Linked DNA regions of Homo sapiens: region 2 is linked to region 1. The links are chromatin loops, found by intact Hi-C in ENCODE. Cell type or tissue: dorsolateral prefrontal cortex. All regions are shown on one strand. Each heading gives the region's core, and the rest is flanking DNA. Links, peaks and the distances in the headings are about the cores only.

Evidence for each region. Hi-C counts contacts between places; a loop is a spot of excess contacts. Peaks named below come from ENCODE experiments on the same cell type or tissue, not always from the same donor. Only the 100,000 strongest peaks of a DNase experiment are listed, where the experiment ranks them.
Region 2: a loop joins it to region 1, with 3 times the contacts of the local background. A loop is called at or near these places in 7 of 110 quality-filtered maps.

What each region holds. Positions count from the first base shown.
Region 1 is chr6:167,487,578-167,495,900 of GRCh38, reverse strand. LOC105378128 (a long non-coding RNA gene) reads right to left here. Exons shown (of 3, transcript XR_943267.2): 3 at 6,654-7,115. Among named protein-coding and RNA genes, the nearest start is that of TTLL2, 170 kb to the right of the region's middle. RefSeq lists an enhancer at 2,121-3,028. In dorsolateral prefrontal cortex, for the core only: a CTCF peak has its summit at 3,486; no DNase peak of the experiment used is centred there; H3K4me3 peaks cover 747 bases; H3K27ac peaks cover 14 bases.
Region 2 is chr6:167,545,433-167,553,765 of GRCh38, reverse strand. LOC105378129 (a long non-coding RNA gene) reads right to left here and starts at 6,125. Exons shown (of 3, transcript XR_943268.2): 1 at 5,809-6,125; 2 at 3,439-3,484; 3 at 2,374-2,802. In dorsolateral prefrontal cortex, for the core only: no CTCF peak of the experiment used is centred there; DNase peaks (open chromatin) are centred at 2,695 and 4,355; H3K4me3 peaks cover 787 bases.

The DNA of each region.
Region 1 (8,323 bases), core at 324-8,323:
GATAAAACAATGCCTGGCCACTGATGAATTCATGAAACCCAGAGAAAAAACTAAGAAAGCTCCGGGTATGGAAAACAGAAGAGAATCCAGGAAATGGTAGCCTGGCTCTAAACAGCTAATGCTGGAGTGCCTGATTGTAGGTGAGCCCGCTGAAGGGCTGCGTTTCATTTCCAACGCCAGGTGATGTTTTCCTGGGAAAGATCTGGACTCCGCCTCGCCTTCTGCTCACCCAGGTCCACTGTTCCTGCAGCCTCGGGCTCAGCAGTGGATGTGACTTTGGGTCCAAATGACAAGTGTTCCAAGCTAATGCCACGGTCCCCATCAGCTTCTTAGCACCCTTGAAGAATTTCTCAACTCTTCCTGGTGGACCCAGATGTGTGTGTGTGTGTGTATAAGTGTATGTGTGTGTGTGTGTATGTATCAGTGTGTGTATGTGTGTATAAATGTGTTTGTGTATAAGTGTGTGTGTATAAGCATGTGTGTAGGTGTATTTGTGTGTGTAAATCTCTGTATAACTGTGTGTGTGTACATGTGTATGCGTGTCTCTGTGTGAGTGTGTATGTGTATGTGTGTATCGTGTGTGTATGTATATGTGTGTGTATAAACGTATGTGTGTATATGTATAAGTGTGTGTATGTGTGTATAGTGTTTGTGTGTAAGTGTGTACGTATAAGCATGTGTGTATGTGTGTATAAATGTGTGTAAGTGTACGCGTGTGAGTGTGTAAATCTGGGTATAAGCGTGTTTGTGTGTGTGAGTGTGTATATGTGTATGTGTGTCTCTCTGTGTGCGTGTGTATGTGTATGTAAGTGTGTATGCGTGTGTGTATGTATGTGTGTGTGTGAGTGTGTGTGTGTGACACATTCCGGCCCAGTCACCTCTGTTTCCCATGAAACTGCATGATGGGACCTCACTGCTGTACTGGTCAGGGTTCTCCAGAGCGACAGAACCACTGGGAGAGGCAGATACACACTGATTGGGAGGAACGGCTTCCACTATCCCCGTAGCTGGTGCGTCGCAGGATCTGTTGCGTGAGGTTCAGCTGGTGACCCGAAGAGGCGCGGGGGTCCTTCAGTCTGGAGGAGCAGCTTGAGATCCAGAAGAACTTAAGATTCTGCTCGAGTTCAAAAGCAGGAAAAAAGCCGAGGTCCCACTTCGAAGGCTATGAGGCAGGAAGAACTCCCCTCTCCTCCGGGGGTCAGGGGGTTCCTGGTGCGTGTTCTGTTGAGGTTTCTGCTGCTGGATGAGCCCTCACACACACACACATCAGGGAGGACACCCACTTTACTTAGTGCAGCGAGTCAAATGCTGATCTCGCCCAAAACACCCTCTGGACACACCCGGGATAATGTTTCACCCGCAGCCCAGTCAGGTTGGCACAAAATCCAGCACCGCGGCCCATCACGTGAAAAAGCTGCTGCTTCTGTTCTTCGCCACCCCTACTCCATCATGTGAAAAGCTGCTTCTACTGTTCTTAGCTCCCCCCATCATGTGAAAAAGCCGCTTCTTCTGTTCTTCGCCCCGCCACTCCACCATGTGAAAAGCTGCTTCTCCTGTTCTTAGCTCCCGCTCCATCATGAGAAAAAGCTGCTTCTTCTCCTGTTCTTAGCCTCCCCCACCCCCTCAGGCCTCCTCCCAGGCAGCTCCACACCCGACTGGGTCTCGGGGGAGCCCTGCGTCAGCACCAGCCCTCACACTTGCTATCAGGGCTCAGACCCGCGCCTGCAGCTCGATGGAGGCAGATCCCACACATTCCCCTCAACCCTTCTCCCGCCTTCCCCGCCCCTGTTACGCTCATGTCCCATTCACTCCAGAGAACACAAGCGGTTCTGGTCAGGCGGGGTGACCTCTGCCTTGGAGGGAGCCACAGCCATCTGCTCTGTGAGAGGCGGACGGGCCGCACCCAAGGCCTAGTGCGGGGGGTGTGGAGGGGCGTGTTCCCTCTGAGCTGGCTTGCAGGGGCAGCATTCAAAGGGACTTGCATGGAACATGTTGTCTTTTCCAAAATATCAAAGATGAGTAAAAATGCATATATCTAAAGCAGTAGGGGAGGTTAGCTGGGGACCCCCGAGCTCTTGGTCACAGAAGAGGGTAAGTATAGGCTGCACAACTGACCCCCAGCCTTCCTGTTGCCCTTTTAAAGGAGAGCACCCTAAGGAACTGGTCACGTTTCTAAAATGTGTGTGCATGGGAGGGTGTGTGCGAGGATGTTTGTGTGCATGGATGTTTGTGTGCATGAGAGTGTGTGCATGGGAGTGTGTGCATGGGACTGTGTGTGCATGGGACTGTGTGCATGTGAGTGTGTGTGCATGGGACTGTGTGTGCATGGGAGTGTGTGCATGGGACTGTGTGCATAGGAGTGTGTGTGCATGGGAGTGTGTGTGCGTGGGAGTGTGTGCATGGGACTGTGTGCATGGAGTGTGTGTGCATGTGAGTGTGTGCATGGAGTGTGTGTGCATGGGAGTGTGTGTGCATGGGAGTGTGTGCATGGAGTGTGTGTGCATGGGAGTGCGTGCATGGGACTGTGTGCATGGGAATGTGTGTGCATGGGACTGTGTGCATGGAGTGTGTGTGCATGGAGTGTGTGTGCATGGGAGTGCATGCATGGGACTTTGTGCATGGAGTGTGTGTGCATGGGACTGTGTGCATGGAGTGTGTGTGCATGGGACTGTGTGCATGGAGTGTGTGCATGGGACTGTGTGCATGGAGTGTGTGCATGGGAGTGTGTGTGCATGGGAGTGCGTGCATGGGAGTGTGTGCATGGGAGTGTGTGTGCATGGGAGTGTGTGCGCATGGGAGTGTGTGTGGATTCTATTCTTTACTGAGAACATGTAGGAAAGTCATTTTTTCAAAAAGCAAACACTAGTCCTGTGGGCTTTGAAGCAGCATGGGGTCATTTAAAGGCCACTCAATGCCTATCAGAGGCTCCTCCATCCTGACCTGAGATTCTGCCAACATGGTATCCAAAGGTGACTACTCGGGGACTCCCAGAGCTGTCCCAGCAAGCCGATCCCCCGGGGGGAGAAGGGACACCTCAATGCTGTAGTCAATCAATATGCGAATTAATATCCTCCCTCTTCATGCCTTATCAGAAAAACAGGCTTTCTAGAGGACATTATGTTTTTACAAACAGTGAATAAAAAGCCTTTTAAATAACCCGAGTTCAGGTTTTCAGGGGCGGGCAGTCTGCTCCCTTTAGGCACATTTAGTAACATCTACTGGGGTGCCTCAGTTTTTGCAATAGTCTGGTGCTGCCGGCACCTGAGAGGCCCCAGCGAGACCAGGCTTCCTGCAGTACAAGCACAGGGTCTGCAGATGACCTGTCCTGCCGAAAACGCCCGTTGTGCTCCTGATGAAAAACACTGATGTTTTCATTTAAAAAGAGCAAGAAAAAACAAAATCCTGTTTTCTGTTTTTTAAAAAATTACACCAAAGTTTTCCCATCAGGCAAGGTCCCCAAGCCTCCCAGGCGGATCTAGGGACTTTAATTCCCCATTATCCTCCCTCGTGGGGGCTTCCTCTTCCTGCTGCAAGGCTTGGTGACGGCGCCACCATCCTCCCACTGCCTGAGAGACACACCCAGGAACAAAACCTCGGAAGTCCCTCGGCCAGATCTACCCATGACCTGGCCTCAGTTACTCAACCCAGCCAGCCCTGAGTTAATCCTGGAAAAACCAACGAAACTTGCTTTCTTCCCACTCCACCCGCCCGGCTGTCTTCTCGGCTGCTGTGTCTTTGTTTGAGATGGGGCAAGGGGAGGCAGCCGCCCAAGGAGGGCTGGTCTCAGAGAGAGGCGGCAAACGCTGGCACCCGCTTGGCAAGTGCCAGGGATAAGGAGGAAGAATGAAGAGAGAAGAGGCAAAGACAAATATTCTTTTGTAAAGAAGACGAACTGCTGACTTCAGCCAACATAAAGCGTGTATCTATAAAGCACGGCTTTGGAAGCCAAGGGCGTCCAGAGGACAGGAGGAGAGAGCTCTTTATCTCCTGTCTGCCTGGTCTGTCTCGTCATGAGTCAGGAGGGAGCATTCTGGGGTGACGAGCATTTGCTTTGTGGTTGTACCTGTGGAAAACCCATCCCTTGACTTTTCTAAAGCCAAAATTCAAATACGCCTTACCAGGATCCCCATGAATCTGCTGGTATACATCAGAGCAACTATCATCAGTCCTCTGCTCAGGAGAAACTAATCACTGTACCTATGCAGAACACCAGAACAGGCTCACAGTTTCCCAAGGCTGATAAGGAGGGAATATGGACTCAGCCGCCCATTCTGCTGGTCAGCAGCTATTTGCTGAGCCCGTTCTGTGTGCTGGCTACTCGGTTAGATGTTGGGAACATGATGAGGAATAAATAGCAAAGGATAAGTAAACAGACAATTATAACACAGTGTGTGATGGGCAGATAATGCCTCCAAAGAGATCAACACCCTAATACCTGAGCCTGTGATTGTATTACAGTTCATGGTAAAAGGACTTTGCCCATGTGATTAAGATAAAGGTCTTGAGATGGATATCTGGGTTATCCGGGGAGGGCAAATGAATGAAAGAAACAGATGTGACAGTGGATCAAGGGGCTGGGGTGATGTGAGGAAGGCTCTTGAGCCAAGGCATGTGGGGAGCTTCTAGAAGCTGGAAAAAGCAAGGAAGTGTATTCTCCCCTAGAGCCTCTGGAAGGAACGCAACCCTGCTATCTTCTTGATTTCAGATTTTGGATCTCTAGAACTGTCAGAGTATAAATTTGTTGTTTAACGCTGTACCTTTGTGGTGATTTGTTACACAGCAATAAGAAACTCATACAGTGCATAAAATATTACATGGAACCTACTGCTAACACCATGCCTAAAGGTGAAGATCTGAACACATCGCCTTAAGACCAGGAAAAAGGCAATGACGGCCTTCCTTACCGTGTTATTTAAGGTAGCACTGGGAGTCATAGCGAAGTCAATTCGGCAAGAAAAAAAGACATACACATGAAAAAGAAAGAAAGAAATCAATCTCTATTTACAAATAAAATAATTCTAGAAGTAGAAAATCCCAAGAAATCTACAAAAAACTTCTGAGAGCAAGGTCATAGACATAAGATCAACATATAAAAACAAATTACGTTTGTATATGTGGAAATAAAAGTTAAAAACATAGTATGATTTACAATGGCTCCAAAGGAAATGTATACTTAGGCAAAATCTAACAAAACATCTATAGTATTTATATGCAGAAATTATGAAATGTTGATGAAAGAATGTCAAAGAAGACCTAAATAAATGGAAAGACTTACCATATTCATGGGCCCAAAGAGTCAATATAGTAAAGATGTTGGTTTCCAATGTGATCTAGCAAAATTTCAGCAAGGTTTTTTTTATAAGCATGAACAAGCTTATGGTAAAATTTGTAGGAAATGACAAAGAACTTAGAATAGCTGAAACAATTTTTTTTTAAAAAAGAAATTAAATAGCAGGAATCTACCTGATGTTGAAGCTTATTATATAGGCATGGCAATCAAAATCTTGTGTTAGTAAGAAGGGTTAGATCAACGTAATGAAATAAAGAGCCCAAAAATGTACCCATACCAACATGGCCAGCTGATTTTTTTTTTTTTTTTTTTTGAGACAGAGTCTTGCTCTGTCACCCAGGCTGGAGTGCAATGGCTTGATCTCGGCTCACTGCTACCTCTGTCTCTCAGGTTCAAGCAAATCTCGTGCCTCAGCCTGCCAAGAATCTGGGATTACAGGCATGTGCCACCACACCTGGCTAATTTTTGAATTTTTAGTACAGACGGGGTTTTATCATGTTGGTCAGGCTGGTCTCAAACTCCTGAGCTCAAGCAATCCACTTGCCTTGGCCTCCCAAAGTTCTGGTATTACAGGCATGAGCCACCGCACTTGGCCACCAGTTGATTTTTGACAAAGTTGCAAAAGCAATTCAATGGGTGGATGATGGCCTTTTGAACAGTGGTGCTGGAACAAGTGGACAGCTATAGGGAAAACAGTGACCCTCAACGCAAACCTTATGCCTCATACAAAAGAAAACTGAAAGTGGATCACAGATGTAAATGCTAAGTGTAAAACTATAAAACTTTTAGAATAAAATATAAGATAAAATTTATAGAACCTAAGGCTAGGCTGAGTTTTTACACTAGAAACCAAAAGCACAATTCATAAAAAGACAAATTGATAAATTGGCTTTATCAAAATTAAAAAGTTTTGTTCTGGAAAAGGCCCTGTGAAGAGGATGAAAAGACAAGCTACAGACTGGGAGGAAATCCTGGCAAACCTCATATCCAACAAACACTTTTTATCTAGAATATATAAAGAGGGCTAAAAATTCAATAGTAAATAAAAACAAACCAAAAAAATCCAATTAAAAAATGGGTAAAACATTTCACTAAAGAACGAACATTTCACTAAAGAAGATAGAAATGGAAAGTAAGCACATGAAAAGATATTCAACATCATTAAATATTAAGAAAGAGCAAATTAAAACTATAATGAAGGCTGAGCACAGTGGCTCATGCCTGTAATCCCAGCAGTTTGGGAGGCCAAGGTGGGAGAATCACTTTAGTCCAGGAGTTCAAGACCAGCCTGGGCAACATACTGAGAACTTGTCTTTAAAAAAGTAAATGAAAAGAAAATTAGCCCAGCATAATGGCATGTATCTATAGTCCCAGCTACTCAGGAGACTGTGTTGGCAGGATCACTTGAGCTCGGGCGGTGGAGGCTATCGCGTGCTGAGATTGTACCCCTGCACTCCAGCCTAGGAGACAGAGCAAGACCTTGTCTCAAAAACCAAAACCAAAACCCAGAAAACCAAAAACCGTAATGAGACATCACTACAAACCTATCAGAATCCCCACAGTTTTAAATGTTGGTGGGAATGTGGCGAAATTGGATTACTCTTCATTGCTGGTGGAAGCGTAGAATGGTACAGCCACTCAGAAAATAGTTTGGCAGTTTGATTTTTTTTTTAAAGAAACAAACATTCACTTAACTTGCTTTAAAGAGATAAGCTTTCTCCCCTAATTGACTAGCCTGCCTCGCATATTGGAAGGTTCTGAGCACCCCATGCTGAATGTGGAGGCAATGCTGAAACTGCAGTTCTCCTCCTCAGGAACCACGACCCTGTTGGGGAGAGAGACATGGCACTGGGTATTGTTTCTGCACCAGGCCCAGTGCTGTGCACCCCACTTTCACTGCCTCGTGAAATCCTCAAAATAACGTCATGTGGCCGTGACTTTTTCCCCCACCTCACATCTAAGGAAACTGAAGCTTGGAGGGGTGAATCCTCGAAGCAGAATACTGGGAACCAGGCCTGCCTGATGCTGAAGTCCATGGAAACAGGCCTGTTGGCAAAATGAAATATGCAGAAGAGGCTCTGCAGAGCAAAAGTGAAAGGAGCATAGGGGCACTAAGAATGAATCATTGACTCTGGGGTGTTTGGGGAGGACTTTCCAGCAGGGTTTTGAAGAGTGCATAGGAATACCACAGATGAACAAGAACAAAGAGCTTTCAAGGTATAGTTAGATGTTTGCCTGAAATCTCAGTTCTCTGATGAGAAGTCATTAATTTACAGTTTCCTCACTTTTTCCTTCCTGTAATGGTGAGAGCGACACCTTTTCCAGCTCTCGACCTCCCAGAGCCGCACCTGCCGGGGGGATGTGGGGTAAAACTGACACAGCTTGCTCATTAGCTGGGGTGGAGGGCTGAGAGGCAGGGAAGAGTCAAGGGCACAACCTCTGGTTTCATTAACTGGCCAGTTAGTCACACACACACGTGCATATGTCCACATGCTCACACGCACATGCCACATGTATGCAGGACAGGGATGGAGGAATATGAGCTGAGATTTGATCATGTTGTCAGGAGCTTGTGAGGCATTAGCCAGCGTGTGCAGCTGAATGCAGAGGTTTGGCTCCTGTGAACGGGACAGACCTGAGAATCCATAGCACACAAGAGACTGTTAAACCACAGGAGGTGATGACGTCATGTAAAACGCTGATGGAGTAAGAATAGACGCCGCTGAAAAAAGGGAGCATTCATCAGGGGCAGAGGAATCGGCACCTGCGGCGGGAGGAGAAGGGAGAACTGAGAAGGAAAGCAGGAGCACCCGTGTGGGCAGGGAGGAGCAGCTAAGGAGGAGGACAGCGGATGACCAGGACTGCAGCAGGGGAAGAAGGAGCCTGGAGCATAGTGAGCGGCCTGAATGGAAAGAAAAGGAACGCAATCAATGCTTTTTCAGGGAAGATGCCGTTCACTGAGGCTGGTTCGTGAATGCATTTGAGAACATGATCCTGTATAAATATATCTTCCTGTACAGGAATCTTATTAAC
Region 2 (8,333 bases), core at 84-8,083, 58 kb before region 1:
AGAAGAATTGTGGTTTCCTTATCACCAGCTATGATTGGGAGCATGCACGCTTAGGGGTTCGGCCCCTCTCAGGCCCGGGGGTTGCAAGAAGGCTGTCAGGGAGCCTCAGCCCACTGCTCTGGTGGCCGTGGGAGCTGTGGCTGGAGACAGGCTCGGGTGGCAGAGTCACCTCACCTTGTCCTGGCCGCTGCCCACAGACTGGCGCCTGGGTGTTCTCTGCTGCACAGGCCGCCCCACCAGGGAGCAGTGGAGCCAACAGTCACCTCCCTGAAATGTGGAACTGGGGACCGGACAGGGTTGATTCTGCTGCTTTGGGTGACATATCTGTAACGGGAAGAACTCGGGGGTTCTTGGGGGCCCTCTCCACCCCAGAGCTGGGAGAGAGCCAGACTCTTGGGGCTGGACACAGGGGACAGCGTGAGGCAGATCCCGTGGGTTCTCCAACCCTGATCCCAGCAAACCTCCTATCTGGCCTTGGGATCCATCAGATTCCCTAATATTCTCCCAATAAATGCAACACCTCTTCCTTCCCCAGGCAGGTCCAGTGGTTTCACGTTACCGGCAACCACCAGGGCAATGCAAGCTTGGGAGGAGCCAAGCCAGCTCAAAAGCCCCGAGGATGAGCTAGGCCAGTCCAGGGGTCACGATCTGCTGGGCCGTGGTTCAGTGCCCTCCCCTCCTCTAGGAATAGAACGAGAGAGAGACAGAGAGACAGAGACAGAGAGAGAGACAGAGACAGAATCAGAGACAAAGAAAGTGAGAGACAGAGACAGAGAAAGAGATAGAGAGACAGAGACAGAGACAGTCAGAGACAGAGAAAGAGAGGGAGATAGAGAGACAGAGACAGAGAAAGAGAGAGAGAGGGAGAGAGATAGAGAGAGAGACAGAGACAGAGAGTTAGAGACAGAGAAAGAGAGAGAGGGAGAGAGATAGAGAGACAGAGACAGAGAGAGTCAGAGACAGAGAAAGAGAGAGAGAGAGAGGGACAGAGACAGAGAGAGAGACAGAGACAGAGAGCGCGATTGAAAGACGGAGAGAGGAGGAAACCTCAAGTCGTCCCTGGGCTGAGACCAGACCCACCCTGGGGTTCCCAGTTGCAAGAACTTTGCACACAAGCTGGCTCATGTGGTCTTGGGCTTGCCATCAAGAGGGTTCTATGCACTGAGCGTCCTCCTTCTGGCAGCCCCCTGAGACGCCATGTGGCTTGGGCACAGCATGGGACAGTGGGTGTGGGACAGTTCTTGGCCACACGGGCTCCAGCACCAGCACGGCCCCCTCCTTGGGTGCCAGCCTCGGGTTTGGATCCAGGAGACAGGTTCGGCAAGGCTCTGCAGGACCTACAGCTGTGCCGTAGTGGGCCCAGGAGGGAGCACCGATTTTGCAAAGGCAAGAAAGGCTCAGGCGCAGCTGCAGGATCGGGAGCAGCCCTACTGTGTGCCGTCCACCTGTGGGCCTTCCACGTGTGCGCAGGAGGGCTGCAAAGCCGAGTGTGCGTGAAGGCTGAGAAAGGCCGAGTGTGCATGAAGGCTGAGAAAGGCCGAGTGTGCGTGAAGGCTGAGAAAGGCCGAGTGTGCGTGAAGGCTGAGAAAGACCGTGTGTGGAAAGAAGCCAGAGTGCTCTGTGCAATGCGGTCCCAAGCACAGGCGACCGAGGGGGCCTCCCGGGCCAGAGCAGTGTGGAGCACCCCCACCACAGCACCTGCTTCCTGGGAGCCCTTGCTCAAGGGGGCCTCCTGTCCCCCCTTGTCCCGGTCCCCAGAGCTGTTCTGGGCTCCTGTCAGCCCCGTGTCTGCTACCATCTCTGTGGCCTCGCCCTTTGCCTCGGCCTGGCGGGAACAGAGCAGGCCCCTGGGTGGCCACCAGCTCCTATTATCAGTAGGGCCCCCTCCACCCTCCACGCAGTCCTCAGGTGCCCCGCACTGGCCAGAGGCTCTCGCCCCAGCTGGTCCTGGGGGACCCTCGAGGGGAGCGTGCCCGGGGGCTGGCACGGAGCCCGTCTCTCCCAGAGGCCTCTGCCTCTCACCAGCGTGGGCACCCCACAGGCCCTGGCTTCCTTCTTTGCCTCTTGCTGGCCGGGAGGAGAGGGTGGTGGAGGGGCTGGTAACCCACATCTCACCCCTCACTTCGGGGTCACCCCAGCTGCGTCTTTGTCAGCTTGGGGTGGAAAATGGAAGGGACTTTGTGAACACAGGGCCCTTGGAGGCTGACGGCCACGTGTCTGGAGCAAGGCCGGGGCATCCGGGGCCTGGGGCGCACAGGCCGTCCCACCATGGTGCAGGCCCCATGGGGAAGCTGCAGCCCTGCCCGTGTGCAACGCAGGGAGGAGACGTGGGGCTGGTCCGCCCCAGTGGCGTTTGAAGCAGGAAGCTCAGTATGGACTCAAGTTGTTGTTTATTATTACAAGAACAAACTTATTTTCTGAGAGATGGCTCTTAAGCAGGCAGTATGCTGAGGGCTTTACTATTTAATTTTTAGAGCCGTCTCATGAGGCAGGAACTATTTTTATATTTACGAAAGAGAGGGTTAAGGAACCTGTCCAGAGTGGGAGGGGACATCCCCTCGGTACGTGTGCAGGAGAGCCAAGGGGGCACCCTGGGGGACGGCGCAGAGCGGGAGGAGACCCAGGCACACAGTGGTGGAGATGGCTGGAGCCAGGCCAGGCTCTGAGGAGGCCCGGAGACAGGCGCGAGGCCAGGGCTGCTGCGGGAGCCACGCCAAGGACAGGGTGTGTATGGGGAGGCGGCCGTGCTCTGGACGACCCTTTAGAGTTGGCTCCAAAGCTCGCCCGCAAAGCTGTTTTGCCCTTTGAAGAGAAATAAGATCACTTAAGATTTCTGTTTGTTTTTTTTTAACAGAAAAAGAAAATAAATACAAATATTATTATTCCTATTATTTGCAGGAATGTGAGACCAGCCCGGTTCAACATTTGGAGTTTATTTGAGCAGAGACAACCTCTTGAAGATGGAGAATCCCTCTTTTTTTTAAAAGCAGTTGCTGAATTTTAGAAACACATAATGTGTGTTCTCTCTACATCCAATATAGTCAAAGGACGGCTTAGTGAGGACCCCTTGTCACACCCAGGGGAACCCAGAGAAGGCAGAATGTCTCAGCTTCCTGTCCCACAGCCAGGGGTTCTCAAACATTTGTCTGTGGACAGCGGCACTTGTGCCCGTGCAGGGCATGGGGGACAGAGATTGGTTGATCTGCGTGTCATCACCCTCATGGATCAGCACCGTCCCTCTCCAGCGACCTTTCTATCACCATCCATTCATTCGCTTATTTATTCATTCATTCTCTCATTTCACAAACACCCCATGAGCTCTCATCACGGTCAGTGGGACAGAGGTGGTCCCTGACTTTGGGGAGATGGTATCCCAGTGGCCCTTCCATTCCATCCAAGCCCTTTCTTTCCACGGAAGCACAGACACCCCTCTCTTACCTGCACTCTTTTCTTTAGGCAACTAAGCCTCAACATTTGAATCTATCTAAAAATAAAGAAGAAGAAATGGCATTTTATTAGAGATTTTTTAAAGATAAAAAGTAATCAAGCCTCTGAAGAAAAGACCATCCATCTCCCTGTGGCCTCGCCAGCCATCACGAAATGCTGTAATTTGGGGAGAGAAGATGCATTATACTGCATCTTAATATTAGAAAAACCCGCAGTCTTTGACTCAGCAGTCCCACTTTTAGGTTTCTATACTGCAGAATAAAAGCGTGAGTACATAGACACTAGAATACAAAGGTTTTCATTTTCAGAATTATAACACAAAAACGGAATTGACACGGATGTTCCTCAACAGCGGCAGAGGTGAAAAAATTATTGTAAGGTCCACTGTGGAATCTTTTGCATCTGTGAAAAGTAATGAATCAGTGACATCCAAATTAATATGGAGAGATGTTCATTATTCAGTGAAATAAAACAAGCTGCTGAGTAACATGTACTGTAGCATTTCATTTTTTTTTTTGTAAAAAGAACAATAATGGCACCCTGTACATCTGAGCAAAGATTAACCACGGAGGCTGCACCTCAGATTGGAAACATCGGTCACTACAGAGCTGGGATGTGAAGAAGGTTAGGAGGGACATTCCAAACGATTTTAGCACACAGACCTCTTTTTTTTTTTTTTTTTTTTTTTAACTTGTTCCAACCAACATGTATCACTTTCAAAAGGAAAAAAGAAAAGAAAAAAATCCAATGATTACCAGAAGTCAGTCACAATAGTAACAAGACAGAAAAAGACTCAAAGCACAGCCGCTCGTGGGACGTTTCAGTGGATGAGAGAGTCCCTGGCATGTTCTGTGCCGGGAGCTGGCAAATTTGCTGCATAATGGGCCGGAGAGCAGGCGTTCTGGGCTCTGTGGGCCACGTGGTCTCTGCCATACCACGAGAGCTGCCCTGTGTGATAGACCCATGAGCACAGCACGTGACAGGCAGTGGGGGCTGGGTTCAAATGAAACTATTTCTGGACACCAGAATTTAAATTTGGTATAATTTTTGTGTGTCACAAGATGCTATTTTTAAAAATTTTTTTCAATCTTTTAAACATGAGTCTATGGGCCATTCATGTTAGAAAGTCAAACAGAATCAGCACATTTCATTTTAGAAAAATACAACCCTCTCATCCCAATATGGATGGATGAAACCAGGAAAAAATATTTCATTAAGGGAAAAAAGTGCTTAACAAGGCCAGGAAATGCGGGAATAAAGAGATGCGGAATTCTGCACACGATGGGCTGTGTATGTCCCACTTTATAACATAGAAATAAAAACGTTTTTAAAAGTGTGAAAAAAAATTCTCAACTTGTGTCCGTTTAGAAAAACACCATGGGCTGGATGTGGCCGGGGGCTGTGGCTGCTGACCCTGGTTCCAGGGCCGCGTGGGTGAATGTGGGGGGTCCTTGCCCTCAGGAGCAGACAGGCAGTGGGGGGTTCTTGCCCTCAGGAGCAGACAGGCAGTGGCCTGGGGGAAGACAAACTCCTGCGGCCTCTCAGTCTTCATGGGCATCACCTCTGGCTACTCCCAGCCTGGGATTTGTGTCTAAAGCCAGGCTGCCCTGGCATGTGTGAAAGCTGACCAAGCCCAGAGGTTCCTCTCACCGGATGGCCGGCAGGAGGTTTCTGCAGGCCTGATGAGCCGCACAAACCAGGGTCAATTTTCTTGGGTGGGGGTGACTCACCGCCAGCATTCCTGGTTCCTGGACAACAGCAGGTCCACACAGCCACAACTTGGATAAGGACACACTTTCAAAGCAGTGGACTGACAAGCAATGCCAGGAAGAACTGGGCTTCCTTGCCACAATGTTGTATGTGGGGAGAAGAAAGATCCTAGCATCGTTTGAGGTTCAGAAAGATGGCTTGGTGGGCGTGGCAGCAGACTGGGCTGCAGGTGCAGACAACAGGGATGCCTGCAAACCACAGCTGAGCATTGGAAGGCCGCAGCCCTCCTTCCCCGCTAGAAGCAGGAGTCATGGAAAACTGACACAGCTGAAAGCCAAGTGCTTTCCTGGGCAGGCACCTGACCTGACTTTATTCAGACCCATGCTCTCTGATAACAGAGGGTCGAAAAATCATTCTTTTGCTCAGGACGTGTATTTTGCACAAATATCACTTTAAATAAATTTTTTACAACCTTTAATAGATCTCTGTTGACCCCACTCAAATTAAACATTATTAAAGATAAAGACAGCATTTGGGCCTTAACACGTGCCAGGCCACCAGGGACCAACAGGGAAGAAATGATCCACAAAAGCTACAAATGCCACAGAATCCACCAAAGCCACAGAAGCCACGAAAGCCACAAAAGCCTACCATCTGCTGCAGATGGAATCTGAAGTCACGTGGGCTTCGGAGGCACAGCTGTTTCCTGGCAATGCTGTTTCCTCAGGCGGTGGCCACATTCTTAAGGAAAACGTAGGCCTGCTTTCTCCCAAATCTACAGCTGCAGGCAACTTTAAGGCATTTTCGTTTGGACCAGAGCATTCTGTCTGTTGGGAACCTGTTTCAGTGAAATTTGTTCAGATTGTAATTTTTTAAACTGAAAAACAGAACAAAAACATAACAAAACAGAACTGCATAACTCAGATCTCATGAGCCATGGACTTGTCCTTTGGTTAAGAACCAGGTACAAGGAGTGACAAGGTGAGGAGGGAAGAGGGAGGAGAAGGGAGGGAGGAGAAATGGGATGAGGAGTAAGGAAGGAGGAGGGATGGGGTGAAGAAGGAGGAGAGATGGGGTGAAGAAGGAGGAGGGATGGGGTGAAGAGGGAGGAGGGAGAGAGACAAGGTGAGAAGGGAGGACAGGTAGTAGGGAGGGATGAAAGGAGAGAGGAAGGAGGAGAGAGGAGGAAGAGTGATGGGGTGAGGAGGGAGGAGGGACTGATTGAGGAGGGAGGAGGGGTGGGGTTGGGAGGGAGGGAGGAGGAAGAGGGATGGGGTAAGGAGGGAGGAGACAGGCAGGAGGAGGGAGGAGAGAGGTCGCATCGCTCCACTGCGCTGCTCATGTCCACCGACTCGGGGACTCCAGCCAGCCAGGCAGCTGCTGGGAAAGCCAGTGTGTCTGCCCTTTCACATGACTCAGAACACATCTGAAAACCAGCCAGCCGGTCTCTGACAGGGCATCAGAAAGTGCCACCTATGGAATCCCAGGTCGCCAGCTGCAGTTTGTCCCTCCGCTGCCAGCGCTTTGCAGTGTCCGTTTTCCCGCTCTCAGACGAGGACATGGTCGGGTCTGCCCCGCAGGCTGGGCGAATCCTCGCCGCCCGGCACACAACGCGTCCTGAGGGCTGTGGGTTCTTCTTGCGGCTTGCTTTGGTGCACCTGGCTAAATATTAACTGGGCTGGCATAGCGGAGAAGGGCTTGCGGTGTTTAATGAAGTGGACATTTATTCCTAAATTGTCAACCGGCTGCCTCCCGTCCTTCTGTTCCTGGCATGCTTGGGAGCTGAAAAGGAGAGCAGCTCTTGAGGTCGCTCCACCGGGCAGGGCTGGGCAGGACAGAGGCCCCGCCTGAAACTGAGCCACCATGAGGCCAGCTCTGGCAGGGGTGCGGGCCAAGGTAAGGGCTGGCCTGACCAGGGCGCCCAGCGGCTGGACCTGAGCCGGGGTCCCTTTCTCACCCATGCTCCATGTCCAGCCAGGGTCAGCAGGGGCTCTGCTCCAGGCAGTCACTCTGGGACCCAGGCTGTGGTGACTCAGTCTGGACTTGCTATTTATGGCATTATTTCTGTCCTGCCAGAGTTCAGTGTGAGCTTAGAAATTAGGGAGAAAGATTCATAGTAGGCAGCTGTTCAGCTCGGTGAGATTTTTCAGACACCTGCTTCCTCAGCTGTGCATCTAGTACCTTGAATCAGCAAATCAGCAACCAGCCTTCCCTATTAGAATCACATCATTCAACAGTTTGCTTTCAGTGGAGTCCATCCCAACTAAAGTAAGTGTTAGACAGGCCAGGTCCAGATGTGGGCCATGCAGACCTCAGGGCCTACAGGGCTGCCACCGGACTCCCGAGACTCCAAAGGATTTGTAAATGATTCCAAGCAACTTGTGCTTGGGGAAAGAAGAGGAGCTGCATGTCACATCTGGGCACCAACATTTAATTTTGGGATCCTTTAGATAGCAGGGAGAGTTGGTAAACTGATTTTTTTTTAAACAGGAAGCATTTGACAATCATTGGCAAACTTGGAGGAAAAGTTTGGGGCACATTGGATATGTCTTTAAAAAAAACCACCCTTTTAAACAGAAACATCTGCTATTCTAGTATTAAAGGCTTTGGAATTTGGGAGCTGGTGAGGGATGCACATGCTCGTGTCACCTCATATTCACACCTTAAGAACCAGAGACGTGACGGATTGCTTGACCTTATGCCCAATTCCAGAAGGCACTCAACATTGGCAGGTGTATTAAGAGAAAAAAAGTCCTCTTCCCATCTCTAGAAAGAAATTATCCGGGCATGCTGGGGCATACCAGCCATCTAGCTGCGTGACAGGTGGAAGCAGGAAGGTGGCTTGAGCCAGGAGTTCAGATCTGTAATAAGCGAGGATTGTGCCACTGCACTGCAGCCTGGGCAAACAAGACCTCTTCTCCAAAGACACGGTCCACTGACCAAAGACCCTCAGAGTGCCTGTGATGTCAGAATTAGTCAGGCACTAAAATTACCCGGCTTTTTTTCACTATTCTCAAGCAGGCGGTGGTGTTTCCACTGGTGCAAAATATGCACAAGGACATAGGAAGCTAAATGTCTTTATTTTATGTATTTATTTATTTTTGGGTTGGAGTCTCACTCAGTCGCCCAGGGTGGAGTGTAGTGGCCCGATCTCGGTTCACTGCAACCTCTGCCTC